Linked DNA regions of Homo sapiens: region 1 is linked to region 2. A link is an interaction called in ENCODE POLR2A ChIA-PET data of the cell type or tissue named here. Cell type or tissue: PC-9. All regions are shown on one strand. Links, peaks and the distances in the headings refer to the core of each region. The heading gives the core; the rest is flanking DNA. Region 1 has its middle 32 kb from the start of MIR450B. Region 2 overlaps PLAC1 (placenta enriched 1).

What was found. Peaks named below come from ENCODE experiments on the same cell type or tissue, not always from the same donor. Only the 100,000 strongest peaks of a DNase experiment are listed, where the experiment ranks them.
Region 1: POLR2A ChIA-PET joins it to region 2 with 5 read pairs; 2 of 35 experiments call an interaction of 5 or more read pairs at or near these places.

The regions. Positions count from the first base shown.
Region 1 is chrX:134,500,755-134,515,430 of GRCh38, reverse strand. No RefSeq gene overlaps it. Among named protein-coding and RNA genes, the nearest start is that of MIR450B, 32 kb to the left of the region's middle. In PC-9, for the core only: no CTCF peak of the experiment used is centred there; no DNase peak of the experiment used is centred there.
Region 2 is chrX:134,614,931-134,630,609 of GRCh38, reverse strand. All of the region lies in intron 1 of PLAC1 (placenta enriched 1), which reads left to right. Among named protein-coding and RNA genes, the nearest start is that of PLAC1, 36 kb to the left of the region's middle. In PC-9, for the core only: no CTCF peak of the experiment used is centred there; DNase peaks (open chromatin) are centred at 8,199 and 9,559.

The DNA of each region.
Region 1 (14,676 bases), core at 9,523-14,522, 120 kb after region 2:
CCTTCCTTCCTTCCTTCCTTCCTTCCTTCTCTCTCTCTTTCTTTTCTTTCTTTCTTTGTCCGAGTTTCACTCTTGTTGCCCAGGCTGGAGTGCAGTGGCGTGATCTTGGCTCACTGCAACCTCCACCTCCCAGCTTCAAGCGATTCTCATGCCTCAGCCTCCTGAGTAGCTGGGATTACAGGCGCCCACCACCACGCCCGGCTAATTTTTTGTATTTTTAGTAGAGACGGGGTTCTGCCATGTTGCCCAGGCTGGTCTTGAACTCCTGACTTCATCCATCTTTCTCGGCCTCCCAAAGTGCTGGGATTACAGGCGTGAGCCACCATGCCTGGCCATCAGTTCATAGTACTTTCAAATATCCCTTTTGATTTCTTCTTGATGCATAAATTTTTTAGAAGGCATATTAATTTCCAAATATTTGTGTATTTTCCAGAGATACATTATTGGTTTCTAATTCAATTCCATCATGGTCATGGAGCATACTTTATATGATCTGAATCCTTTCAATGTGTTGAGACTTGCGGTGACCCAAAATATTGTCTATCTTGGTAAATGTTCCATGTGCACTTGAAAAGAGTATGTTTTCTGACGTTCTTAGTTGGAACATTCCACAAATGTAAATGAGGTCAATTTGGTTGATAATGTTGTTCAAGTCATATATCTTTACCAATTTTCTGTGTACTTGTACTACCCTGATTTTCATAGAGGGATACTGAAATCTTCAACTACAGTCATTAATTTGTCTACTTTCTCCCACGGTTCTTTCATTTATGCTTCATGTATTTTGATGCTCTGTTAAGTACATAAGTGTTTAGGATTATTATGTCTTCCTGATGAGTTGACCTCTTTGATCAATGTAAAATGACCCTTTTTTCCTAGCAGTAATCATTGCTCTGAAATCTACATCATCAGTTCTTATAATGTCACTCTAGTTTTCTTTTGATTTTTGTTAGCGTACATCTTTTTCACTCTTTTAATATTCTTAGCTAAAAAAAGGAAGAAGCAGAGCAGTTGTATAGTATGCTACTATTTGTGTTACAAGGCAGAAATATGTATGTACATATCTACTTGCATATACATAAAATAGCTCAGGGAGTGAGGAAACTAAAATTATCTGTTGGCTGTTGGGAAGTGCACTGGTTAAATGGAAAAAAGGGATGAGAGGAAAATTTCACTGTATACGCTATCATAGTTTTTAAATTTAAGGTTATACAAATATATTTCAATTATTCAAATATAATTTTTCAATTATGCAAATTATACTAATTTTTTAAATTCAAACATTAAAAAATAAAAACAAACAGATAACTCTCTAATAAAAAGCATTATATCAGAAACAGAAAAATAATCATCAAGCAAATAGCATATGAAAAAGTTACCATATCCAGGCACAGTGGCTCACGCCTGTAAATCCAACACTTTGGGAGGCCAAGGAGGGCAGATTGCTTGAGCTCAGGGGTTTGAGACCAGCCTAGGCAACACGGTGAACCCCGTCTCTACAAAAAAAAAAAAAAAATACAAAAATTAGCTGGGCGTGGTGGTGCATGCCTGTAGTCCCAGCTACTTGAGAAGCTGAGGTGGGAGGATGGCTTGAGCCTGGAAGGCAGGGGCTGCAGTGAGCTGTGATCGCTCCACTGCACTCTGGCCTTGGAGACAAAGTGAGACTCTGTCTCAAAAAATAAAAGAAACAGCTACCTGCCTCATTCAGTGAGTGTATTAGTTTTCTAGGGATGCCTTAACAAGTACCACGTGCTAGGTTCTGGCTTAAACATGAGATTTGTTTTCTCACAGTTCTGGCGACTAGAAGTCCAAGATCAAGGTGCAGGCAGGGTTGGTTTCTTCTGAGGTCTGTCTCCTCGGCTTGTAGATGACTGGCTGTCTTCTCCCTCTGATTGTGTGTCTGTGTGCTAATTTCCTTTTCTTATAAGGATACCAGTCATATCGGATTAGAGTCCACCCTAATGACCTTATTAATTAATTTACAATGACCTCTTTAAAGACCTATCTTCAAATACAGTCACTTTCTGAGGTACCATGGGTCAGGACTCCAACATAGGAATTTTGAGAGGACACAATCATCCCATCACAGTGAATCACCAGAAAGATTTACACAACTCAAGATCAGTTTATACTAATAGCTAAGAGGTAGTAATAGCAAATGATACAGAAAAGAAGGGAGCTGGAAAAATATATACATCAGGCATGGTGACTCATGCCTGTAATCCCAGCACTTTGGGAGGCCAAAGCGGGAGGATTTCTTGAGGCTAGCAGTTCAAGACCAGCCTGGCCAACAGAGTGAGACCCTGGTCTCTCTTTAATATACATACATATACATCGGGGGGTCCAGAGAAGCCCAGCACAGGCTTCCAATGTCCTTCTTCATTTAAGAAGAAGCCACACAGGATGTGATCTATCCCTCTCGAGCAGCAAGCCACAGAGCATGGACAGAATGTCTCTGCCCAGGGAAGCCTGTTTGGAGTTTCAGGGTCTGAGAGACTCACATAGGGGCTGGTCACACACATACAACCTGCTAGCAACTGGCCATGGCACCTGAAACTCAGGACCCCAAGCATGGATCCGGGTTCACACACGTCATCGATCTTTGCACAAAGCAACCCTGACAAGCTGGTATGGTATGTTCCATCACTCCAGGTGTACATAACAAAATCACGAATCAGTAAAAGAACACTCTGAGGGCCACATTCCCGGGGGATAGCTAAGGGTGAGTCATGGTTCCCTTGGAGACGTGAAAGAAATAACAGAGCTGCTATGTTACCTCTTTGCTCAGAAAACCCAACCGGGAGATTTCTCTATTCCTAACTCCCATCACTTACGAACGGGAGTTGAGGTACAGGTTTTAGGGATAGGGAAGTGAGGGGGTGAGGGAGGTAGGGATTGGGCACCATTTGGCCTACAAATTACATATATCCAGGAATCGTGTTTTAATTGAAATTATCATCTTTACCATGAAAAATGGATACCTCTGCTTTTCTGGGCTTTTTTCCTAATTATGTCAACCTTCCCAGCTCTTGGAACAGAATGCAAAGTCCTTTGCATGATACACAGAGCCCCATCTGATCTCCCCACTCCGGGATCTCCCTGCCCTCATCTCCATGGCCTTCTTGCTTCATGTCTCTGCTCCAGCCATGATGGCAATCCTGAGGTTCCTCACACACACCAGGCCCCTACCCACTTCAGGGCCTTGGCTGTCGCTGTTCTGTCTGCCTGGAGTGTTCTTAGAAATCCTCTTCACTGTCCCCTCATCTCCTGCATGTCTCTCCTCAAAGGTCACCTCATCGGAGGCCTCCTGGCCACTGTATCTAAAACAGCAGCCCTTGCCACTCTCTGCGCCCTTTCCTCAATCCTCAAACCTGACAATATATCGTTAACCTGAATATTTAATTATTTTTTACCTGTTCCTCCTCCAACTCCCAAGCAGAATGCCTGCACCATGGGGGTAGGGACAGTTTCTGGTTCACAGCGAGGTCCTGAGGCCTAGCACCATGCCTGGCTGAGTGAGTGCCTACTGAGTGAATGAATGAATTCGATCCAGACAGACACTGGGTGGAGGAAGGAAAAGATTTAGGACAGAATAAGATTCCCTATTTTTAGCTCCAGACTACAGAGGAAATAACTCAACTAAACTGTTAACTTTTCTCTCAGGATTCACATATGCTAATATTATATTTAACATAAACTTTCTTTTAGAAAGGTGATTCTTGCTCCCCTTTAAGGGGCTAACACTCTAACAGTTTATTTATTTCTTTATTTTTTCTGATGACAAGTAACATATTTGTAAAAGAAAATTAAACAATGCAGAAAGGAGTAAAGTAGAAAGTGCAAGTCCTTTGGACTGGAGGTTGGGGGAGAGGAAGAGCTGGGGCTAACGCATTTTGAAGGGGACAGCTGTCACATTGTTGGCATCATGGCAGCTGTGTCCATAGGGCTCACCAAAATGTCCCCCTGGATAAAATGGCCACATCAAGCTGTCTTCTTGCTTTGCTGTTTATGTCCTTTGCCTGTGTTTTTAGGAAAATGTCCTCGAATGTGTATTTTTTTAATTTTTAAAGTTTTTGTTATATTAAAAAAGTCTTTTGTCTGTCCAACAAATTACTAATTCTTTTCTCCAAATTATTGCTTGACCTCTAACTTTGTGGTGCTTTCCACCATTCAGAAGTGATTTTATTTTAATTGTTATTTTTTTTGAGACAGAGTCTCACTTTGTCACCCAGGTTGGAGTGCAGTGGCATGATCTTGGCTCACTGCAACCTCTACCTCCCAGGTTCAAGTGATTCTCATGCCTCAGCTTCCTGAGTAGCTGGGACTACAGGCATGCCACCATGCCTAGCTAATTTTTTGTATTTTTAGTAGAGACAGGAGGTTTGCCATGTTGGCCAGGCTGGTCTTGAACTCCTGGCCTCAAGCAATCCGCCCACCTCGGCTTCCCAGTGCTGGGATTACAGGTGTGAGCCACCGCGCCCGGCCACAGAAGTGATTTTTATCGGATAGTGAATTCTGTCAATTCTTTGCCTTTATTGTCTCTGCCTTTGGTATCATGCTTAGAAAGGTCTTCTCCCAGCCGGGCACGGTGGCTCATGCTGGTAATCCCAGCACTTTGGAAGGCCAACGCGGATGGGATCACGAGGTCAAGAAATTGAGACCATCCTGGCTAACAGGGTGTAAACCCCATCTCTACTAAAAATACAAAAATTAGCTGGCCGTGGTGGTGTGCACCTGTATAGTCCCAGCTACTCGGGAGGCTGAGGCAGGAGAATCACTTGAATCCAGGAGGCAGAGGTTGCAGTGAGCTGAGATCACGCCTCTGCACTCCAGCTTGGGGACAGAGCAAGACTCCATCTCAAAAAGAAAAAAAAAAGGTCTTCTCCCTGCCTCCCCCCAGCCCCCGCCCACCCCCGGATTAGAAAAGTGTTCACCTAAATTTGCTTCTAGTATTGTCATGGTTTGATTTTGTTTTTCATTTAAATTTTCAAGGCACCTGGAATTATTTGGTGATAATAGACATTTATAGAGTGCTTATGATGTGTCAGGTTCTGTTCCAAGTGCCTTATATTGATCATCTTATTTGAAAGCTGGTAGAAACCGTGTTTTCACAGGTGAGGAAACTTAGGGACAGGAGGTTGGGTACTTATCCAAGACCATACAGTTGGTGAAACCTGGTCCATCTAATGCTAAAGCCTACACAGCGTTCTTGTAAGGATTAGAATTGGTGTATGTAAAGTTTCTGGAATATAGGAGGCAGTCAACAGATGATAGAGTTTAATATTATTGCATAGTTCCCATAAATATAATTTTTGATGGCTGTATATTATTTTTCAAAATGGTATCTTTTAAAGTTCAGTTTATTTCTAAACTATTATTCCTTCACAAGTATGAAAAGCCTTTAGAATTCCATGGGAATAAATGAAATCTTTATGTCAAGAAAGTGTTCTCATAAACAGGGAGGGGAACAACACACACCGGGGCCTGCTGGGGAGCCAGCAGGGAGAGAGAGCATCAGGATCAATAGCTAATGCATGTGGGGCTTAATACGTAGGTGATGGGTTGACAGGTGCAGCAAACCACCAAGGCACACGTTTACCTATGTAACAAACCTGCACATCCTTCACATGTACCCCGGACCTTAAAATAAAATAAAAATAATTAAAAATAAAAAGCATGTTGTCATAAAAAGAAATTTTGGAAGGATGTACATCAACATGTTTAGAGTTTCATTGGGTAATGGAATAACTGGGTTTTCTTAAAAAAAAAAAAAAAAATCTTGCCTCGGCAGGGTGCAGTGGCTCACACCTGTAATCCCAGCACTTTGGAAGGCCGAGATGGGCAGATCACAAGGTCAGGAGTTCGAGACCAGCCTGACCAACATGGCGAAACCCCATTTCCACTAAAAATACAAAAATTAGCCGGGTGTGGTGGCAGGCACCTATAATCCCAGCTACTCAGGAGGCTGAGGCAAGAGAATATCTTGAACCCAGGAGGCAGAGGTTACAGTAAGCTGTAATTTCGTTACTGCACTCCAGCCTGGGCGACAGAACGAAACTCCGTCTGAAAAAAAAAAAAAGCTTGCCTCTATATTCCAGTTTTCTAGAAAGAGTGTTTTTTTATTTTGTGAACAGAAAAATAACCACAATAACTGCTATATATATGTTTTAAAGGCTATGAATGAAAGGAGGTGCGGCGTATGTAGAGAGTGACAGGCTTATAAGATTTTCTTTTTGTTAACATGGTAAGAACCTGAAGCTGATAGGAAGGATAAATGGAGAGAGGGTGGCTCTCCAGGAGCAGAAGGGCAGTGAAGGAGGGAGGGAGGTCTTTGAGGAGGCAGCAGGCAAGAGGAGGTTTATGCAGCATTTATACAATTATATAAAGACAGAAAGAATGAAAGAAAAGATGTAAAAACGGATACCCTGGTATCGGGGTAGTGGGATGATGGTTGCATTTTACTTTTATTCTGTATTTGTATCTTCTTGTGTATGTTTACTTCTTTTATACATTCCATTTCCCTCCATCCAGATCCATAACTTTTTAAAATTTTTATTATTTTATTATTATTAAGATGGAGTCTCACTCTGTCACCCAGGCTGGAGTGCAGTGGTGCAATCTCGGCTCACTGCAACCTCTGCCTCCCGAGTTCAAGCGATTCTCCTGCCTCAGCCTCCTGAGTAGCTGGGAATGCAGGCATGCGCCACCACACCCGGCTCATTTTTGTATTTTTAGTAGAGACGGAGTTTCACCATTTTGGCAAGGCTGTTCTTGAGTTCCTGACCTCAATTGATCGCCCGCCTTGGCCTCCCAAAGTGTTGGGATTACAGGCTTGAGCCACCGCGCCCAGCCTATTACTATTATTTTTGAGACAGGGTCTTACTCTGTCACCCAGGCTGGAGTAAAATGGCACAATCACAGCTCACTGCAGGCCTGATCTCCTGGGCTCAGGTAATCCTCCCACCTCAGTCTCCTGAGTAGCTAGGGCTACTGGCATGTACCACCACACTTGGCTAATTTTTTTTTTTTTTTTTTTTTTGGTAGACACGGGTTTTCACCATGTTGCCCAGTCTGGTCTGGAACTCCTGACCTTAAGTGATCTGCCTGCCTTGACCTCCCAAAGTGCTAGGATTACAGGCATGAGCCACCATGCCCAGCCAAATCCATAACTTTTAAAATCAGGGGGAAATGTTATTTATCATGAAACCAAAAGTAGAAAATCTGTTTCCCAGTGCAGGAGGACCATAAATTAGAGGTAGCTGGGGCACCTGACTCTGGCACAGAAGCCACCCTGGAAGAAACTTTTTTTTTTTTTGAGACAGTCTCACTCTGTCACCCAGGCTCAAGTGCAGTGGCACGATTTTTCCTCGCTGCAACCTCTGCCTCCTGGGTTCAAGCGATTCTCCTGCCTCAGCTTCCCAAGTAGCTGGGATTACAGGCGCATGCAACCACACCCGGCTAATTTTTTATATTTTTGGCAGAGACAGGGTGAAACAGGAGTTGGCCAGGCTGGTCTCCAACTCCTGACTTCAAATGATCTGCCCGCCTCGGCCTCCCAAAGTTCTGGGATTACAGGAATGAGCCACCGTGCCCAGCCCACCCTGGAAGAAACTGCTAGGGCTTCCCACCCTCCAGTGTCCTATCTTTCTAGTGGCCTGTTGCGTCTGTTTTCTCTCTCAGGCCCTTGGTCCATTTCCCCACTTCTTCCCCTTTCTGATTAACTATAATTATAGAATTATCCATTTCTTCTAAGAGACTTCCATTTTAATATCTCAGACATTGTGTTGCCCCCCACCTCCCGGCTCTTATAATCAGTAGCATGTTGTAATAGACAATGTGTCATGCCACCTAGGTTCCCCTTCCTGGACAGGTCATCTTTGAGTAGTGGCTGAGAATGCTGCCAGCAGACAGCCCTCAGTGAGTGGGTGACTCTTTGGAATCACCTCTTTTGAAGAAAGCTACCTCTGCTGAAGAGATGCCCATTCCTAAGGGAGCCCACATCCAATGACCAGTCAACATGGGGATATGAAGACCCAATTCACTCACCACAAGGCAGGGCAACACTGAAGGGCCATCTCAGCTTCTCGAGCTCCCCGTGGGGTTGGCTGAGGCCTTTGTTGTGACTGCATGGCATCCCAACTTCTCCCTGTGCCCCACCAACCCTGCTTGGTTCTCCTCCTCCAGTATTAATCCCAAGGGTGTTCTCCCATAAATGTCCTGCATTCTCACCTCCTTTTCAGCCTGCTTCCCAGAGAACCCAACCTGCAATACATCCTAACTTCACTGGCAGCATTTTTTCTTCCTTGGTGGTACATAAAATAATGGTATATCTTATAATTGATAGCCTCTTAGATTTGATGAAACACTGGAATATTTTTTGGTCTATGAAACTTAAAATATTTTCCATGATCCCCATTTTTACCCTAACAAGCACAAAACACCACTTTCTTGGCACTTGAGGCAACAGAGGTTATTTTTGGTTGCCTACCCAACACCAAACCAATTCTCCGCTTCTTCCTTCTTCATCGAATTCTGATTCTGTTCAATGTGTCCCAAGGGAAATGGAGTTTAATCTTAGCTCCAGAAATGGACCTGATTGGGCAAACGGCAATCCCACCCCCAGTTGCCAGTGACTGGTTAAGAAATGGGTGCATGGGCCCATTCTGGCCAGTGGGACTTAAGGAGAGATTTTTCACCCCTTTTAAGAGAGTTGACACAGAAAGATTTTCTCAAAGAAACTTGCACCCAGATTACTATTGGCAGCCCTTGTCTGACCACAAGGACTGGCCTTAGGATGAAGTTGGCTCTATGGACAGCAGAATAATGAGGTGGAAATCGCATGGGTCTTTGACATCATAATGGAGCAGTGGATCAAACTGATCTGGCCTGAGCTACCTCTGCACTTCCCAATTACATAGCCAATAAACCCCCTCATTGTTTAAGCCAGTTTGAGCTGGGCAACCTGGCTGGAAGTCTAGAACATCCTAACTGGCACAAAGGCCCTCCTATCCGGCTTTCTCTCTTATCACTTCCTTCTACATCCTCTCTGCCACAACCAAATTAGAATACTCACCATTCCCCACACTGCCCTGTGATTTTCTTTTTTTTTTTTTTAGATGTTTCACTCTTGTTGCCCAGGCTGGAGTGCAGTGGCGCAATCTCGGCTCACTGAAACCTCTGCCTCCTGGGTTCAAGTGATTCTCCTGCCTCAGCCTTCCAAGTAGCTGGGATTACAGGCACCCACCACCACGCCCAGCTAATTTTTGTATTTTTAGTAGAGACGGGGTTTCACCATGTTGGCCAGGCTGGTCTCGAACTCCTGACCTCAGGCGATTGCCCGCCTTGTCCTCCCAAAGTGGATTTTCTTTTTTTACCCAGGCATTTGCCCAAGCAGACTTTCTGGCTAAAACCTTTCCTCTAGCCTTGCATCCTCTATATCCACCTGTCCAAATTTCCCTCACTCTCAAAAGTCTCATTTTAAATGTTGCTTTTCCCTGAAGCTTCTCCTGGAATGATCCATCCCTCCCTTCTCATTCTGATCACTTCCTCTTTGAATTCCCATAGCATTAGATATGCAGCACTGAATCCAGCCTTGCCTCACATTAGAGTCACTTGTACACCTGACCTTAAGCCCCCTGAGGGCAGGGATAGTTTGTATTTATCCCAAAGTCCTGAAACAACTAGTACAGAACCTGAGACACAGAAAGGCCCCAGAATTGTCTACTGAATAGAACAATGATAGTGCCGAATTTGGTTACTCCTTTTAACCTGTATGACCCCAGACGTTTGTTTTCTATGAAGGCTCAAAACATGGTTATGTTTCCTAATTCACAAATAACTCATGTAAACCCATGTTTTGAAAATGGGAGTGGGGAGGATCAACTGAAGGCAGCCTCTTCACCCAAGTTCCAAAGGCCAGGTGGCCCATTGTGAACCTTGTTTAACCACACAGAACACATGAATAGCTAGAACAAGGGATTTAACAGTTACCAGAATGTTTTCAGAGAGGTGACTTCAGAAGTGCCAAGCTTCAGGAAGACCCAGACAGAGAAGGGATAGGACAACTTTAGGAAAGTAGGTGCCAAGCAGCCCCTTTACAGTTTACACACAGGCCTTGGTGTCAGAAAAATAGGTTTGAGTACTGGTTATGCATCAGAGATGTCACTCTGGACAAGCTTCTTATGCTCTCTGGGATTCAGCTTTCTCATCTAAAAAATGGGGATAATAGCCGGGTGCAGTGGTTCGTGCCTGTAATCCCAGCACTTTGGGAGGTCGAGGCGGGCAGATCACCTGAGGTCAGGAGTTCGAGACCACCCTGGCCAACATGGCAAAACCTCATCCCTACTAAAAATACAAAAATTAGCCGGGCGTGGTGGCTTGTGCCTGTACTCGCAGCTACTCAGGAGGCTGAGGCAGGAGAATCACTTGAACCTGGGAGGCAGAGGTTGCAGTGAGCCGAGATTGCGCCACTGCACTCCTGCCTGGGCAACAGAGTAAGACTGTCAAAAAAAAAAAAAAAAAAAAGAAAGAAAGAAAGAAAAAAGAAAAAGGGGGGATAATAATAGTGCTTACCTCAAGAGGTTGCTGTGAACACCAAAAGAAGCAATACACACCAAGTGCCTACAGATAGTAAGCACTTGGTAAAAATGTAACTGCCATTAAAAATAAATATGATGCTTACAGGGTCAGTGGAAAGTAGGAGTAGTGGGAACAGAATAGGAGGGAACAAAGCACCTCTGAGTAGACCTTTCTGTATAGCTCTGACTCTTATTATGTTTCACCGTAATAATTCATTAAAACTAGGATATGAAGGCTGAGGGTGTATTTGTAATAAAAACACTAATGAACCAAACTGCATTATAAATAACGGCCACACTGAAAGGGATGAAAAAGAAAAGAAGTAATTTTGGAAAACATTATTTTGACTGGATACTGTAAGGCAAGCTTGTCCAACCTGCGACCCGGGATGGCTTTAAACGTGGCCCAACACAAATTAGTAAACTTTCTTAAAACATCATGAAATTTTTTTGATTTTTTTTTTTTAGCTTATCAGCTATCGTTAGTGTTAGTGTATTTTACGTGTGGCCCAAGACAATTCTTCTTTTTCTAGTGTGGCCCAGGGAAGCCAAAAGATTGGACACCCCTGCGGTAACGCTTCGGACAAAAAGATCTTTCCGCAAATAATGGACTCTAGTTAGTCGATCTGTTACAGGCATACGGAACTACTTTATGATACTAGGGTCAAACAAATAAGTGAATAAAGTGTACATAACAAGAGCCACATTTCCCACTGTTGAAAAAGCTAAAAAGAAGAAGAGTGGCAGGCTAGGATGAAGGCTGTGGATTACAGCAGAAACATTAGTTATCAACCCATGTTTATTTTAATATGTATACAGACAGATACAGAAATAGACGTAGATGTGTGTGTATGCATGGTTAGTATGCATGTTTTATTTCCTAATCCTATCCACTGGGAGGACCTACAAACAATTTACAAATTGTTTGTATGACACTCCAATAGAAATGAGCATGCCTAGCACCAGATCCTGGTTTCTAATAGTATTCTCCAATAATGGAACCAGGGCTCCTTGAAGTAATGGCTGATTCTGGGTCAGGGTAGGGAAAACACAAGATGAGCCTGTTATGTCTTGTAGTGCCAGAAAATAGACACACTCAAAAAAGGGTAGGGGCATGACAAGAGGACACAGGGGGCAACGGGAAGATGCGGGGCAGAAAGTTCCAAGCAGAGGAAGCCACATGAAAAATAATCAAACCTTTGACTTATGTTCAGAGCTCTCAGATATTGCCATAATTAAAGGAACAGAAAAAATGTTGGGAAAGGAAGTTCTACTGAAAAGCTACCAAGTTTGAATGTCACTTCACTCATTAATCATGATGAGGAAGTCCATTATGAAGTACATCCATATTGTGTAAAGAGAAAACTTGAAACTTAATTTGGCAGTGTTTAATGCTTGAAGTTGCAAATAATAATGAAAATCATTAAAACATCATCACTCTTTCAAGTGGTTTAAAGTGTCTATAAAATTCACATTTGAAAATGGCAGAACAAGCTGAGCATGGTGGCTGATGCCTGTAATCCCAGCACTGTGGGAGGCCATGGCGGGGGACTGTCTGAGCCCAGGAGTTCTGAGACCAGCCTGGGAAACAGAGTGGGACCGTATCTCTAAAAAAATAAATTAAAAATTAGCTGAGAGTGGTAGCATACACCTGGCCTGAGCCCAGGGAGGCAGAGGTTGCAGTGAGCCGAGATCATGCCATTGCACTCAGCCTGGGCAGCAGCAGAGCAAGGCACTGTCTCAAAAACAAAACAAAACAAAACAAAAAACCCAAAAAACAACAAAAAAAAAAGCAGAGTAAACACAATCCTTCATACCAGAAAGTTATTTTGTCTGAAGCTGTCCACAGAATCATAAAATAAGCCAGCAGAAAAATCTGAAGAGAATGTTGGAGAAACTCTCTTAACAGTCTTTGAAAATGCTTTTTAGTGCCAGAGGAAATCAGTTTACATTCTTAGAGATCAGCTGTGACCTCAAAAAGCTGTGTTTAATGTACAAGTCATCTGGACTTATTACATTCAATGAGCTTAATGTTTTCCTCTATGTTATCAGTGTATTAATTTCTACACAAGAGCTGGGCATTATAGGTTAAGTGGCAATGAACTAAGAGGGCAGATGGTGGAATACAACTGCCTGGGTTCAAATTCCTCATCTGCTACTTACTAGCTGTGTGATCCTGGGCAAATTATGTGACCTCTCTGGACCTGCACTTCTTCATCTGTAAAGTTGGGACAATTAAAAAAACCCAAACAACCTACCTTATAGGGTTATCATAAGGATTCAAAGGCGCTAAGTATCATTCCATTGCATATAGAATTCAATACATGTTAGCTATCCTTAATAAGTTTTTTTTTTTTTTTTGCTTAACATGAAAAATGTTTTGCTTCTTTTCAAGTATTTTAATTGCTTTTTAACTTCCTATCATTCTATCATTTATCCAACAAATATTTATTGAGCACTACAATTTTCCAGGCACTCTTGTAGGTGCTGGGGATATAGCAGTGACCAGGACTGGCAAGGTCCTGCACTCACGGAGCTGACAGCCTACTAAGGGAGACAGACAGTAAGTAAGAAAGGAAAAGATCAATTTAGTAGATGCTTCTAAGGGAACAGCTCTGCCATGAATGTCTTCACATACGCCACACAGACAAGGCCAACAGCAGTCTGACCCATCTTGGAGGAATGCCATGTGATCCTCCCAGGAACACTGTAACATAACCAGTCTTGGGAAGAAGCTGTCCCAAGGCCATTTGTCACCCACCTCCCTATGTTGTGGGAGCTGCCATAAGGCAGTTTCTCATCTGCCTCCCTGGTTCTGATAAGACATGGGACTTTCAACATTGCCTCCTCACTTAGGGGAGAGCTGCAAGGTTATACAATCATTTAGCTAGAGTCTGAAGCTGACTCCTCCAGGACATAGCAACCCACCACTTGTGGGTAAATTATATAACATGTTATTGGGTTATACGACGCCAAACTGCCTATCACCGGCCATTTTTTACCTGCAAAAATGGTAATTTCATATGGTTCAACTTACTAGAAGGTGGTAAGTGCAACTGAAAAAAAAAGAGTAAAGAGGTTCAGCAGTGGGAAGCTGGATGCAGTATTCAAGAGGGTAGCCAAGTGGACCTCAGCGGGCTGACATTTTAGGGGAAGAAGGGGATTCAGGAGTTCTGGATATTGCACTCACATGTGGTAACATCTACCTCAACCTTACATGGGTATGAAGATCAAATGAGATAACAGAAGTAAAAATGTTTTGTAAACTAAGAAGTTCTAGGACTATAGAAAATTATTTAGTTTGAGTCTCCTACTTTGTTGCTGGGAATTACAGCAAACTCTTTTTTTTGAGACAGGGTCTCACTCTGTCATCCAGGCTGGAGTGTAGTGGCACTGTCAAGGCTCACTGCAGCCTTCACCTCCCAAGCTCAAGCAATCCTCCCACCTCAGCCTCCCAAGTAGCTGGGACTACAGTTGTGCGCCACCACACCCAGCGTTTTTTTTTTTTTTTGTATTTTTGTAGAGATGGCGTTTTGCCATGTTGCCCAGGCTGGTCTTGAACTCCTGAGCTCAAGTGATCCCCCACCCTGGGCTCCCAAAAGTGCTGGGACTACAGGTACGAGCCACTGTGCCCGGCCTACAGCAAACTTTTTAAGGAACACGTGTAAGCTAGATGGCTCCTAAGTTTGATAGTTCATACCTCACGTGGAGCAGATAAGCAATTAAGAGTTTTGGCTTAAAACTTTTCTCCTATTCCCAGAAAACAAAAGGTGTTGTTGTCATTGTTCTTAGTCAATAAAGCACTATCTACACAAAGAAGGTAATAGGACATATCTGAGAACAATCTGTTGAGATGTAGCTGAGATTACAATCTGAAAAACTGAACAGAATTCCAAAAGAAAGCCGTGTTATTTTAGCATAGTAAAATGTAATATAAAGTGTACCATGTGTCTGAAATTTAATGTCTCTGAAGTAGCTAGGAATTTTTGTAGCTCCGCCAACCCATTCTACCACATAATCATTGAGATTACAATTAAACTAGCTACTAAAACTTAACAAACAAGGAAAATGGAACCAACAGAAAACTAAACTAGGTTAA
Region 2 (15,679 bases), core at 5,391-10,390:
CCTGCCCCATCTTGCCCGCCCTTAAATCCCCACTGTGACAGACCCCATAGGCAAGGGAATAATCTCATGAGCCCCTTGTGAAAATACCCATGTGTTGGCAGGGCTAGTAGCCTGGTATGAGTGCCCCTAGTATTCATATGCCCTTGGGCACACCCAGAGTTTTCTTTAGTTCCCAGAGAGCTGAATATAACCCCACCTCCTTCTCTCCCACTCATGAAAGCATATGGGTATGTTAGTGAGAGTTATTTATAGAGAAATCTTTGAATCTGCTCAAATTTATTTTTAAGTAAATCATATGCAAGCTTTGGTATTTGATTATTAGAAATAAATAATAAGTGAGGCCAGGCGTGGTGGCTCACGCCTGTAATCCCAGCACTTTGGGAGGCCGAGGGGGGCAGATCACCCGAGGTCGGGAGTTTGAGACCAGCCTGACCAACATGGAGAAACCGCGTCTCTACTAAAAATACAAAATTAGCCAGGTATGGTGGCGCATGCCCGTAATCCCAGCTACTCAGGAGTCTGAGGCAGGAGAATGGCTTGAACCTGGGAGGCGGAGGTTGCAGTGAGCTTAGATCGCACCATTGCACTCCAGCCTGGGCAACAAGAGCGAAACTCTGTCTCAAAAAAAAAAAAAAAAAAAAGGGAAGAAGAGGAAGAAAGAAAGAAATAATAACTGATTATCAAACACCAACGTGTCCTGACATCAAAGGTGAGAATTTTTGGTCCAAACACATCTAGAGGCTGCAAAGAGCTACACCTCAGCTCAGTTACCTCCAGTTTGCAGGTGAATTCCCAGATCAGTGAAGTTCTCCCTGAAGACTGAAGATCGGATTGTGTCAAAGGTCTGGGGTGGCCTTCATGAAGCAGCCTCAAAGGCTGTGCACCTCATGTCTGGACTTTTGAGCAGTGACTCTGGCTGCATCTGACAGGGACTCTCATGTCCCAACCACATGTACAAGAAATCACAAGGGCTTGACCCAAGTTCTGCAATAAAACTCAAGAAAAAGGAAAAGGAAAATGTGAGTTGTTCCACTGTTTTAAAGACTTCAGGATATATGTTTTAAAAATTCACAAATGGGAGCGGCACTCAGGAAAGTTCAATGGAACTGAAAGAGACAAATATTGATACTCAACAGTCAGCTTCAATAATAATAATAATAATAATGGGACCGCCTGAATTCAAATAAATGGAACAGATGTTCCTCATGTGTTCTGAGTTGAAAATCATTCCTTCATGTGGGATCAGTTAAAAATCAAGCTTGGGACTTACTGTATGTTTAATATAAAAACTCTCAATAAAAATACTTTGGAGGCAAAATCCAAGTGAGGGCATGCTGCAATCATCAGTGCAAATAATCAACCAGTCAGCATTTGCCTGTAAGAGACCAAGGGATGTACATGTGTGAGGATGAGAATTACTGAGATAGAGGTGGTGATAGAAAGTTATTTGCCATCACATCTAACCGGAGCTCAGCATGCAGGGGTTTTCTCAATGTAAGTGGGACTTGGAAATTGAAGCTGTGGTGAGCCATGGAAAAATGGAAAAATCAATTATTTTGATATTTAGTGGACATTAGAGGAATTTTCAAAAGATGGGCTCTTAGAAATAAATGAAACTGTCCCACAGAATAGCTAATTTCAACTTGAACCAGCCCAGCCCCAGTATGGGGGTGGATATAACGAGAGGACTTTAGTACTTTAGTCTGCCATCAGTACTCCATCCACACCTAACATCAGAGCTGGAAGACATACTAGAAACTATGATCCAACATTCTCACTTCACTGATAAGGAAACAGGCACAGGAGTCTCTTACACATGCCCAGGGTCATAGAGGAAATTCATCTCCAGGCAGAATTCAGGGAACCCACTAAAAGAAAGAGGCAGAATCAAAATGGAATATAGAAAACATTGTTGCCCTTTCACAATACAGGCATAACATTAGGATTCTACAAGAAACACCAAACTGGCATGCCCTTTCATTCCACAGTACCAGCTAACAGCCCTGTTCATTTTAAAGAATTAGTGGAGTAAAACAGTCACCCAATCCAAAAAAGAGAAACACCAAACAGGCAGCCACAAAGAAGGTCTTGACGAAACCAGGAAAGGGTCAAGGGCATTGGGAAGCTGCCTTACAAGGCCAGGCAGGAAAGATTAAAGCAAAATAGTTGGGGAAGATGAAGGCATAGAAGGGATGTCATATAATCAAAGTATATAGAGAAACTCCTGAAGGTCGTGGATCCAGGGGAGTTAGACACATTCATCAGATTCTGGAGTACAAGAGAGATGCACAGCCTTTGCAGTGATTATCAGGAAAAACAGACTGAAAAAAGCAGCTTTACTATACACAGTGGATATGGGATGCCCAGTAAATGTGAAGGAAGTGTGCAAACCTTATTCTGAAGGTGTTGTGAAGTTAAAAAGCATTTTAATGCTTCCAGTAAACCAATTCTTGGTTTAATAATAACATTAATAATAGCTACCATTTATTGAGCACTTACGATGTGCCAGGCACCATGCTGAGCTCTTTACATGGTTTTCTTATTTCCTCCTTTTACCTTTATTTCATCCTTTTTTATTTCATCCTACAGTTGTGATGTAGGCACTACCTCCATTTTTCAGATGAGGAAACCAAGGCTCAGAGAGGTTAACTCATCTTCCCTAAGTCAGACAGCTAGTCAGTGGTGGAACCTCCCCTCAAATCCAGGTCTCCCTTAATTCCAGAGCACAGAAACACTCCCCCATCCTGCCTCTGTAATTGGGACAGCTTGGTTGCTTGAGACTCTCCCTCTGACAAAAGTGGTATTTTAGAATGTTCATTCTGGCTGGTGGAAAAAGTGAACTGGAAAGATAGGCCCCAGGACCAAGGAACCAGTTAGGAGGCAGAACCAATGAAAGGGAATGAAAATAAAGAATTCTGTGAAATAGAACTGGAAGGAGAAACTGACAGACTCCAAAGACGAATAGGATCTTACTGTGCCAGGATCTGCTTTTGCCATTTAGGATATCGTGGAGATCTTCCTATGATAAGACATATAAATCTGCCTTGTACCTTTTGTGACTGCTTAGGCATTCAATCTGTGGGAGTACTACTACGACAAACACTGTTCTAGTGAGCATGCTGGATATACGTATATCTTTGTATACTGGTATGTATATAAGATCAATTCCAATCAGTGGAATTTCTGGCCTGAAAGAAACATATTTTAAATTTTGATAGACTTTTTCGGGAAGATTTTCATAGTTGAGTGATTATTATTTTAAATTAGGGGTGTGGGAGGGAACCTTCCTTGGTAGATATACTATAGCAGAAATAAATTAGTTGGTCATCATTCAAAAGTGTAATCAAAAAGCACAAGGCCTTTCATACCATTCCTACCAAACAACATCAATGTTGTCGAAGCTAATTACAGGAAGAAAGGGAACAGAAGACACAGTAACCCTTTTGGGAACCATTTTCAAATGGAGAACTGGGAACTCATCTCTCTTCATTACTTAATTTTGAGGGAAGGGGAACTATGCTGAAGTGTTGAGCAGCTGGATAGCTGTGGCTGTCATTTTTTTTTTTAAGGGAAAGGGTCTCACTCTGTCACCCAAGCTGGAGTGCAGTGGTGTGATCATATCTCACTGTAGCCTCCAATTCCTGTGCTCAAGTGATCCTCCTGTGTGGCTGTCATTTAATAGACAGCCTATTGAGAGGCTTCTAGGAGGAAGATTGGCAAACTGAATACAGGGCAATTTTCAGATATAATAATAACAACTTGATTTTGTTTGTAGTTGAGAAGGTTGGCTATTGTTTTTAGTTAGGGGATTTAAATAACTTCTTTAAAACAGCTCCCAAAGGGAAGGGAAGGTAAACTCAAGTGTTATTATGAAGTATAATGGTCTGTCCCTCCAAGTGATAAGTTTGATTCACTGCTAGCAGAGCCAGTTCTGCTTGGCACCTCCCCAGTACTAACTGCCTCTGGCCAAAAAGCTACCAGGCCCTGGTGCCAGATCCTGGGTGTCATGAGCCAAGTAAGAAGAAGGGAGTAGATGGGGAGAGAAGATAGCTGAGGCAAGCTGTCTCTCCCAGAGAGATGGGTTACAACAGAATCCAATGCAAGCTTTTATTGGAGAGACCTATGTGTGGAGACAATAGGCCTACTTTTTAAATTTCCACAAAATGAACTAGGTACAGAATACCACTATTTTATTCATTCACTTGACAAATATTTACTGAGCATCTACTATGTGCCAGGTACTTTGATAAACACTGGGAGTAAACTGTTGAACAAAACAGAAGTGTCCCCTGCCCTCAGGGAGCTTACTGTTTCATAGGCAAGGTGAGTGAAAAGCAAGTAAACACACAAATATAGAATTACAGATGGCAAAAGAAAAAATACAGGTGGGGCATGGACTAAGGGTCAGGATGGTGTCGCCATGGTGGCCTGGCATTTAGAGTGAGTTCTGAATAAAGAGAAGGGAGCCACCTTTCAGGCTGAAGGGAACGTGTGTGAAAGCACTTTTGGGATTCAGGCTCTTGAAGTCGCTGGTCAGGCAGGAGGCTCCCTGAAATCTGCTCCACTTTTTGCTCCTCACTGTGCAAACCAAAGTGCTCTAGGCTTTGTGGTTGCTCAGGGCACAGAGGACCAGATGGGTTCCAGAGACCAGCCTGAAAGTTCCCCAGTGAGGATGCATGGTGATAGCCTGCGAGTTTCAGCCAGTTGGATGAGGTGAGCTTCCAAAATATTCTTAAACCCTACAGCCTCCGAGACCCATTTCCCAGTGATTTCCATTCCTGGTCATCACTTTCTTTCTGCAGGGGACACTTGCCTGTGGAAAAGCAGTGCCTCGCCTTGGTTAGGGTTAAAGATTGAGGCAGTGCTGGCCTTCAGGAAAAGTGCAAGCAGCAATGGAGAGAGAGCAAAAACTGAAGCCAAGGAAGCAGCCCCTGCCAACAACTTCCGTTCTTTCCCTTTCCTTCGGCATGGCTGCCCAAGGAGCCCCCAGTGACTGTTCATGGTGATCTGTTTGTTTCACAATTGACAAAGAAGGAGGGAGCCCTTTCTGACATTTTTGCCCAGAGGACCCAGATTTCTCAGTTTGAAACTGCCAAATACGCAACTTTGGGTGGATATTTGGCTGAATCACTTTGAAGGGCTTGTCAGTGCCTAAAATGGAAATTGTTAGAAAGCAGAGGAGGGTGGTTGCCAGCAACCATGAAATGGTAATGACCAAATCATTTATTTTTGCAATGAAATGTCATCCCCTAACACTACAAAGGCAGGTTTTTTCTAGCTTAGAAGTACTGACTACCTATAAAAATCTTCAAAAGTGATTCTGTGTGCCATGCACATGTACACATATACCCCATTTCTCTCACCCTCTGCCTTCCCTCCTAAACCAAGCTTCTTCCATGTTCCTGGAGCCCAGCTGCAACCTGGGATGAATTAAGATATTGGCTGATTATGAAAGGTAATCAGGCTTCAGCTATCATATAAAATGAAGGGGAGTTCATTTGGTTATTTGTAAGATGGTATGTGGCTGACTTTCTATGTGGGAAAGTCAGTAGGCTGTAATAGATCATGCCCCAAAATACGATGTGGATCTTTTAAAGATCTGTTTGAGTCTAGCTGTAGTTGCACCTAGGAGACATGATACTTAATAAGGTTTCTCCTATCTATCTATCTATCTATCTATCTATCTATCTATCTATCTATCATTTATCTGTCATCTATCTATCTGCTTCATTAGCAGGCAAATTAGGCAAGATCTCCCATTGTGTACTTTGTATTTTTAAATGCTGACACCTTTTTTCTGAGTTTAGGAGGAAGATACTGGAAAATACATTGTGGGTTGACACTGGGGAATGCAAGAGGATCTTTCTTTGAAAACAGCCATTAAGATACTATTCCCCTGGGCCAATTCCTGGGCAGTTTTAACCACATACAAAGCCCCAGGTTCTTCTTCTAGCTTTTCTATATTGACTCCTGTGTTAAGATCAGTGAAAATTTATACTATCATATAATTTATTTTAAAGTAATACTTTACAAGCCTTTGGCTTGAAAATATTTCAGTAACATCTGCACATTCAATACTGAAAAGTAAGATGGCTCCATTCTGCTCTCATTATAGTAGGCTTTGAGAGGTATCTTTTCTTTGTATCACAGTCATTAGTCCAGTGGTTGATCAGCTTCTTTTTCAACAGAAGTGGCTTTTTCCAAAGTCCTTTGTGATTGTTGATGTGGGATCTATTCTGAAAGCAGGTTTGCTGTTAAGGAAGGTTATAGGAACATTACCGTTTAGCCATGGACCTTGATCATCTGAATGTGGTAGCTGGGTGTTATCTCAGTGCATTTGAAGCTCATGCTTATGGAATCCCTGTTATGCAAGGGGTTGGGGAAGCCCACTGGAAAAAGTGGCTCCAGTGTGGATGAATCCGTCCTTCAGATTCCTTTGTAGGGTTGGCTTAAAGGGCAATTATAAATTAGTCTGTGTCATTTCTGTCCATTTCCCAACCTTTTAAGAGCTCTCCTGGCCCTCGATCTGCATGTATCTAATACCACTTTCTCAGCCTCAGTTTCCTAATATGTAACACGAAGGACTTGGACTAGACAAGCTACAAGTTCTCCCCAAACTCTGACACTTGATAAATCTAATGCACTTATCAGCAGAGAGGAATGTGGCTATTTTCCAACTCTTTCTTTAGTTTGGGGAAACTAATTTTATATAATGTTCTTTCCCTGTGTTTCCCTTTTAAAAGGAAAACATGACCCATTTCCGGTGTTGTAAAGTCAACACTTTGCAGCTCTGCACGAGGAAGCTTCTTTCTATGTAGAAGGGGCACAGAATGCCACGGGAACCAGGGCAGGAACCAACACCTGACAAGAGATGCAGGCACATGCGGCATGTGGGGCGGGCTGTCCCTCACAGGAGCCAGAATCATCAGTACTAGCCTCAGTCCTCCCATGCAGCTGGCCCCACTCAGAAGCATAATGGTGTGGAGCAGAGATCCCTGAGCTAGCATTCCTGGATTAGAGTGCTTACTAGCTGTTTACCTCCAGTGAGTTAATTAACCTTTCTGTGCCTCAGGTTCCTAATCTGTAAAATACGAATAATAATCACACTACTGCAGAGTACAGTTGCAAGGATTAGATAAGATCACGTGGGCATGTAAAGTGCTTAGAACAACGTGTAGCACACACATATTAAGTGCTCGGCAAATGTTAACTATTTGTCCATTGGGCTCAAATGTCCAAGTATGGATCCAGGAGTTGAAAGGTTGGATTCCACAGGGCCATCCTCCCTCTTGTGTCCAAGACTCTTTGTGGTCTAGGACAACTTTTGTGAGAACAACTTGTATCTGCTCTGGAATAGATGACTTTCCCTTTTCTATAGAGCTACTGTCCAACTAGCCCAGCCTTAGTGTCCCTGGGTTCACAAGTCAGTGATAATGACCAAAAATATGAAAAACTATCTGACGAGAGGGAAAGTGTGCTCATTGAGACCCCAGCAATAAGCAATTGTCTGCCATTGCAGAGGATTTAACAGAGCTCAGACGTGAAGGCTCTTGTAGTTGACAAAGGATCTTTAGAAAAGAATGTTCCCTGAGGGTGCTCCATGTCTACAGAGGCCCAAACAAGAGAAAACAGATTGTGGTTAGACCCAGGGAAGACATTTTTACCACACACAGATAAAATGCTGGGCCACATTCCCAAAACAGGTTATGTAGTGTCTTCCCCTGGTAAATTGGGAAAAGAGTGGCTGGCCATCTGTCCTAGATTGTTTCATAGACCACCAGAGCAGGAAGAACCCTTAGAGGTCATCATATCCAAACCTCTATTTTAAGGATTGAGAATGCTAATACACAGAGGGAGGAGATAATTGCCCTATAGTCATATAGCAAATTATTAGCAGGACCAGGATTTAAATCTTAGGCCAACACAGCTTGCCACTGCACCTTAGTTATCTCTTAAGGCACTCAAAGTGCTGTCCCTTCTAGTTCTGGAATGCTCCATGGTATCAATGTACTAAAAAAGTAACTGAGGCCCACCCAGAAGGACTCGAAGGTGTTGAGCAGTATCCAAATTGCAATTCCTCTAGTTTACCCATCCGATTTTGGAGCTCCAGCTGTCAAAGTGTTTCAGCCAAGCCTCCTCATTCAACTAACTGGTCTTAACTTACCATTTGAAAGCAGCTGTGGTTAAAGCAGAGCTTGCTGACTCAGCCCATGTAGTAAGGATGACTAAACACAAGAATTTCCTGTGGAGGGGGGAGGAGGGGGATGGAAAATATCTTTCAAATGCATTTGTTTCAGGGAACCCTTCTGATCAGTCAGGAGGTAGCCCACCGTGGGCCCATGAGGAAAAGCAGCAGGCTGTCCCCGCTCAGCACCAAGGCAGGATTTGCAGATGTTTCCTTTCTTTTTTCTAAACAACATTGTGGCTGTCTCGGCACCATTTTGGTCTGGCCAGCATTTGCACAGAGCTTCATCTGCCAACTGATACAGCCCAAAGCCAAGCGGAGCAGATGCCTTCCCTGACTGGAGGGGCCTTTCACATTCCTCTGCTCAGAGCCCAGGGGTGAATTGGGGCTGATCTGCTTTATCTCAAGACAGTTTCAATTCTGAGCCCACCTTGAACTCAAAAGAGAGGATCACTTATGCTGACCGATCAGAAAATATTGTGGGCTGGCTTCCATCTCCAGGATGCACCTTGGGGAGTTTGCAATCTGGAGTAACGTTATCATTTTCAGGTCTGAGTACCACACGGCCATTGGACAACTTCAGGAAACAAACATTGACCTTCAGTTGGGTTGCTCACCAGCTTAAAGCAGTAATCCAGTGAACCCAAAATTTGGGTAAATATTTTAAGACTGTTGGCTGGAAAAGAGTCTGCCTTGCTCAATTAGAAAGTGGAAGACACCTGGTGCATTTGGGGGTGACAGATTTTATTTACAACTTGCAAAATAGAAAAGGGCAGCAGGGAAAAAGAGAGAGTGAACATACTCAGCCATATTCTGAAAGCCATATACAACTCAAACAGTTCAGTCATTGAGGATTCAAGTCCAAGAGGCCTGCCTCACCCTCATGCTCACAAGGAGAAAACAGGACTAACTGCCTCCGAGGTCTCAAACAAGACCGAGGATTTTCTTTTCTTTTTTTTTTTTTTTTTTTTTTTTTTTTTGAGACAGAGCCTGCTCTGTTGCCCGGGCTGGAGTGCAGTGGCACGATCTCGGCTCGCGGCAACCTCCACCTCCCGGGTTCAAGCGATTCTCCTGCCTCAGCCTCTCAAGTAGCTGGGATCACAGTTGCGCACCACCACACCTGGCTAATTTTTGTAGTTTTAGTAGAGATGGGATTTCACCATGTTGGCCAGGCTGGTCTTGAACTCCAGACCTTAAGTGATCCGCCAGACTCAGCCTCCCAAAGTGCTGGGATTACAGGCATGAGCCACTGCGCCTGGCCAAGGATCTATTTTTCATAAGCAAGTAAAAATTTCTTCATCTAATGGGGGAAATGTTCTGGAACAGGCAATGTGGAGTAATGGAAAACAAACTGGTCTGGCAAGAGGAGAGGGGAGAAGGAAGGAGGGAGTGTCCCAGTTCCCTTGGGTGTGAAGGGTGACCCAAGAAGTGTAAGCTTTGAAGTGTTATCTTACTTTTCTAAGCCTGTTTCTGATTCAGTAAATACTTTAGCTACACATAGTGCCTAGTAATAATGTTTTCTGAATAAGTGAGAGTGAGAGAGAAAAAGAAAGCAATGAATATATGAATGAATATGTCAAGAAAGTGAATTAATATATGACAGAATGGTAAGGATTTGCGTAGTTCATGGAGTTGGTTTGAAGCTTAAATGAAATAATGGTTATGAGTTCTCATTTTCTAACACTACGCTTAATACATTATCTGTATACTCACTATCTTATTTGAATCTTTCGAGGCTCCTGTGAGATAGGCAGGGTAAGGACTGTCACCTGTCTGATAGAGGGAATTGAGTATCGGAGAGGTGGAGAGGCAATAGATGATGGAACTAGGGGCTCCGCATGCAGTGCTCCTTCTAACGTACCACACAACCTCTTACTTTCAGATGAAAAAGGTTTTTAAAGAAGAAAGTTCTATAGGACCACCACATAGGATCTATGACTTACAACTAAGCACCTTTTATATGAGGGCTTAAACACTGGAAGTGGGCTTAGAAGAAGAAATATCAGGCTAGGACTAACAATGCTATTGAAGATTATGGTAAGAACTTGTCAACTCAAAATACAAGAGGCCAGGGGGAAATGGTGTTGGAATGACTTGGGTTTGGATTATCTAATATTTTTGTAAAAGAACAATGGGACCTCTAGTTGGCAAGGAACTAACAGTTGCTATTTGAAATAACATGGGCCACTATAAGAAGGTTGACTGTAGACTCAAGTAAGTCAGCCAGTATCTACTTAGTTTGTCCCATCAGGTGTCTGGCCTTTCATGAAGCCATAAGCTGTTTAGCAGGAACAGACTTGTGGTCTGAGTCTTCTCCAGGTTTACATGGGTCTTAGAACCTTTGACTCATGATACTGAATGGTGCTGTTTAATAAAGTCATATAGTCTAGTCCCCATCCAGTAAAGCTATTCCTATCTGATGAGTCACTGTCCACCCTCCAGTGACAAAACAAATGAACAAACAAACAAACAAAAAACTTACTGCCTACTGTACCTATAGTTTCCAGCTTTCTGTTCTGGACAGTTATGATGGTCGTCTGTGCCATCATCATTTCTAATTGCATGGGGCACTAGGGAAATAGAGATATGTTCATTGTAAGTGTACCTCATGCAGGCAATTAGACATTGAAAACAAAATTTTCATAAAGCAAATCCTTATTTTTGTGCCCTAGATCGGCTTGTTATTTAAAGAAATCATTGATCTCTAGTTTATCATTTTCTAAAACACAGAATTAGGTTTTCTTTTTCTTTTCTTTTTTCTTTTTTTTTTTTTTGAGATGGAGTCTTGCTTTGTCACCCAGGCTCAAGTGCAGTGGCGCAATCTCAGCTCACTGCAACCTCCGCCTCCCAGGTTCAAACGCTTCTCCTGCCTCAGCCTCCCAAGTAGCTGGGATTACAGGCGCATGCCACCATGCCTGGCTAATTTTTGTATTTTCAGTGGAGATGGGGTTTCACCATGTTGGCCAGGCTGGTCTTGAACTCCTGACCTCGTGATCTGCTCACCTCGCCCTCCCAAAGTGCTGGGATTACAGGCATGAGCCACCGCGTCCAGCCAGAATTAGGTTTTCTTAATGCAGGAGTTTTAAACATGGGGTCTGTTGCTCTTGGACTAGCTATGGGAAGCTGGGTGAATTTTTCTGAAACTATGTGCAGAATTGTGTTTTTGCTTTTACATACTTTTCTGAGAGGATCTACAGCTTTCCTCAAATTCTCAAAAGGGTTAACACCCAAAAAGGTGAAGAAAAACTGGGTGAAAAAAATGGTGGAACTATAATTGTGTTTGTGAGTCCTAAAGTATGCAGCTTCAACTGCAATTTTTTAAGAAGGTGGCTTTGTCTCTGTCAATTGCATGGTCTGGTTCTCTTCCTTCTGCTGCCTCTGAAGGATAGGTACCCATGGGACATAGTGCCAAGCTTTGACTTTTTCTCTGTCGTATTTGCAGGGTATTAACCATGCTAATAGGAGTTGAATGGCAATTGTTGTAGACTAAAATAAGGTATTATTTGATAACATTTCTAATTCCTTGTCCTCAGTTGTCAACCCCAGAGTACAGCCTATAAGGCAGACATCTTTGTTGCATGACTTCAGCTTTAGAATCAGAGAGCTCTGTGACCTTGGGAAAGTCACTTAATCTCTCTGAGCCTCAGTTTTCATCTGGCAGATGGGAATAATAACAGGGTTGTTGTGAGGATTATAAGTGAGATGATGAGGCTGGGCATGGTGGCTCACGCCTGTAATCACAGCCCTTTGGGAGGCTGAGGTGGGCAGATCGCTGGAGCCCAGGAATTCAAGACCAGCCTAGGCAACATAACGAAAACACGTCTCTACTAAAATAAAAATAAAAATAAAAGATTAGCCAGGCATGGTGGTGCACACCTGTAGTCCCAGCAACTGAGGAAGCTAAGGTGGGAGGATTGCTTGAGCCTGGGAGGTTGAGGCTACAGTGAGCCATGATCGCACCACTGCACTCCATCCTGGGCAACAGAGTGAGAACCTGTCTCAAAAAAAAAAGTGAGATGATGTATATAATGTGCTGGAAACATAGTAAGTGCTTAATAAATAGCAATGCCAATGGTACCTGTGCTGATAAGCAAGTTCTTAAGAAGATCCAAAGCTCTTTCCTGAGGATATGGATAGCTCTGTCTGGGAGCTACCTTGCTGCCCGGGGCCATGCTCAGTGGTCCATCCATGGGCATGGGAACAAAAACAGTCGGACCTTTGTCACTTTATTCAAAACATAGGGTTTGGCCTGTTCAACACTTGTACTCTGCTAGAAACTGTTGAGGAGCCCTGAAACCATGTTTGACTATTAAACCCAGAAGTTCTATGTAGGGAAAAGGGAGGAACAATTGGTGCAGTCACATCAGCTCAAAAGTTCCAGTCGGTGCTTTGACCCAGCAGCAATAATAGTGTCCAAAGGGCCTTCCCATCCCTGTTCTCATTTTATCCTCAAAACAGCCATATGAGGTAAGCAGAGCAGGTGCTGGAGAAGCCACTTATTGCAGCAATGATACAAGCAGGTCCAGAAGTTTTAAGGACTTTGTGAAAATGCAGTGGTTTGTAAATAAGTAAAATTCGTGTGTTAGCAGGAAATGTTTATTGGGTATTCGTTTTTGAATATTGAGTTTATTGAGTATAACTGAATATAGCACAGAGCTGGGCACATGGAAAGGCTTATATAGTCAGATTGGTGTGGCAAGAATTCCATGACAATGCATCAAAAAGATTATATATCATGACCAAGTGGGATTTATCCCTGGGATGCAAGGTGAGTTTAACATACACACATCAGTCAATGTGATACACCTCATTAACAAAATGAGGCTAAAAACCACCTGATCATCTTAATAGATGCAGACAAAGTATTTGACAAGGTTCAACATCCTTTGTTGATACAAACTCTCAACAAATTAAGTATAGAAGGAACTTACCTCAACACAGTAAAGACCATTTGTGAAAAGCCTGCAGCTAACATCATAATCAATGGGGAAAAACTGGAAGCTTTTCCTCCTCTAAGATCCAGTACTAGGCAAGGATCCCAATCTCGCCACTTCTATTCAACATAGTATTGGAAGTACTAGCCAGAGCAACCACACACCTTTTTTGAAAGGCATCCAAATAAGAAAGGAAGAAGTAGGCCAGGCATGGTGGCTCATGCCTGTAATCCCAGCACTTTGGGAGGCCGAGGCAGGCAGATCACTTGAGTTCAGGAGTTCGAGACCAGCCTGGCCAACATGACGAAACCCTGCCTGTACTAAAAATACAAAAATAAGCTGGGCATGGTGGCTTGTACCTGTAGTCCCAGCTGCTTGGGAGGCTGAGGCACGAGAATCGCTTGAACCCGGGAGGTGGAGGTTGCAGTGAGCCAAGAACGTGCCAGTGCACTCCTGACTGGGCAAAAGAGCCAGACCCAGTCTCCCCACCCCCCCACCAAAAAAAAAAAGAAAGAAAGAAAAGAAAGGAAGAAGTAAAATTATGCCTTTGTAGATGACGTGATGGCGGCTGCCTATAATCCCAGCTACTTGGGAGGCTGAGGCAGGAGAATAGCTTGAACTAAGGAGGCGAAGGCTGCAGTGAGTCGAGATCGCACCACTGCACTCCAGCCTGGGTGACAGAGCGAGACTCTGTCTAAAAAAAAAAAGTGATATTCAGATTTGATGTAATCCCTATCAAAATTCCAGCAGCATTTTTCACAGAAAGAGAAAAACAATTCTAAAATTTGTGTGGAACCACAAAAGACCCCAGATAGCTGAAGCAATTTTTTTTTGTTGTTTTGTTTTTTTTGTTTTGAGACGGAGTCTTGCTCTGTCGCCCAGGCTGGAGTGCAGTGGCGCAATCTCGGCTCACTGCAAGCTCTGCCTCCCGGGTTCACACCATTCTCCTGCCTCAGCCTCCTGAGTAGCTGGGACTACAGGCGCCCGCCACCATGCCCAGCTAATTTTTTGTATTTTTAGTAGAGATGGGGTTTCGCCATGTTAGCCAGGATGGTCTCCATCTCCTGACCTCGTGATCTGCCTGCCTCGGCCTCCCAAAGTGCTGGGATTACAGGCGTGAGCCACTGCGCCCAGCTAAGGTGAAGCAATCTTGAGAGGGAAAAAGAGAGAAAGTTGGGGGCACTTTCTGATTTCAAATTATATTACAGGCAGGTGGTCCAGTGGCTCATGCCTGTAACTCCAGCGCTTTGGGAAGCCAAGGTGGGAGGATAGCTTGAGTCCAGAAGTTTGAAACCAGCCTCAGAAACACAGCAAGATCCTGTCTCTACAAAATAATTTTTTTAATTAGCTGGGCATGGTGGTGCATGCCTGTAGTTCTAGCTACCAGGGAAGCTGAGGTAGGAGGATTACTTGAGCCCAGGAGTTCAAGGTTACACTGTGCTATGATTTTGCCACTGCTCTCTAGCCTGAGTGATGAGCAAGACCCTGTCTCTTAAAAAAAATTATATTAAAAATCTATAGTAATCAAAACAGTATAACTCTGGCATTAAAAAAACACATAGACCAATAGAATAGAATAGAGAGCCCATAAATAAACCCAAGCATACACAGTCAACTAATTTTTAACAAGGGTGCCAAGAAGACACCATGGGGAAAGGGCATCTCTTCAACAAATGGTGTTGGGAAAACTGGATATCCACATTCAAAAGAATGAGATTAGACTTTTATACCATACATACAAATCAACTCAAAATTGGTTAAAGGCCTACATATAAGACCTGAAACCATAAAGCTAGAAGAAAACCTAGCAGAAAAGCGCCTTGACATTAGCTTTGGCAATGATATTTCAGATATCACACCAAAAGCTCAGATTACAAAAGCAAAAATAAAGAAGTGAGACTACATCGAGCTAAAAGCTTCTGTACAGCAAGGAAAATAATCAACAAAATGAAAAGGCAGCCTACAGATTGGGGGAAAATATTTGCAAATAATATATCTAATAAGGGGCTAATATCCAAAATATGTAAGGAACACACACAACTCAATGGCAAAATAAATCAATAAATAACCTGATTTAAAAATGGGCAAAGGATCTGAATAGACATTTATCTAAAGAAAACATACAAATAGCCAACAAGTATATGAAAAGGTGCACAATATCACTAATCATTAAGGAGATGCAAATCAAAATCACAATGAGATATCCCCTACATCTGTTAGGTTGGCTATTGTCAACAAGTCAAAAGATAACAAGTGTTGGCAAAGATGTGGAGAAAAAGGGACCCACCTGTACACTGCTGGTGGGAATGTAAATGAGTAAAGCCATTGTGGAAAACAGGATAGAGGTTCCTGAAAAAATTAAAAGTGGAATTACCATATGGCCTATCAATTCCCCTTCTGGATATATACCCAAAGGAAATGAAATCAACACCTTGTAGAGATATCTGTCCTCCCATGTTCATTGCAGCATTAATCACAATAGCCAAGATTCAGAAACAATTTGTGTCCATGGATGGATGCATGGATAAAGAAATTGTGGTGGCCGGGCACAGTGGTACAC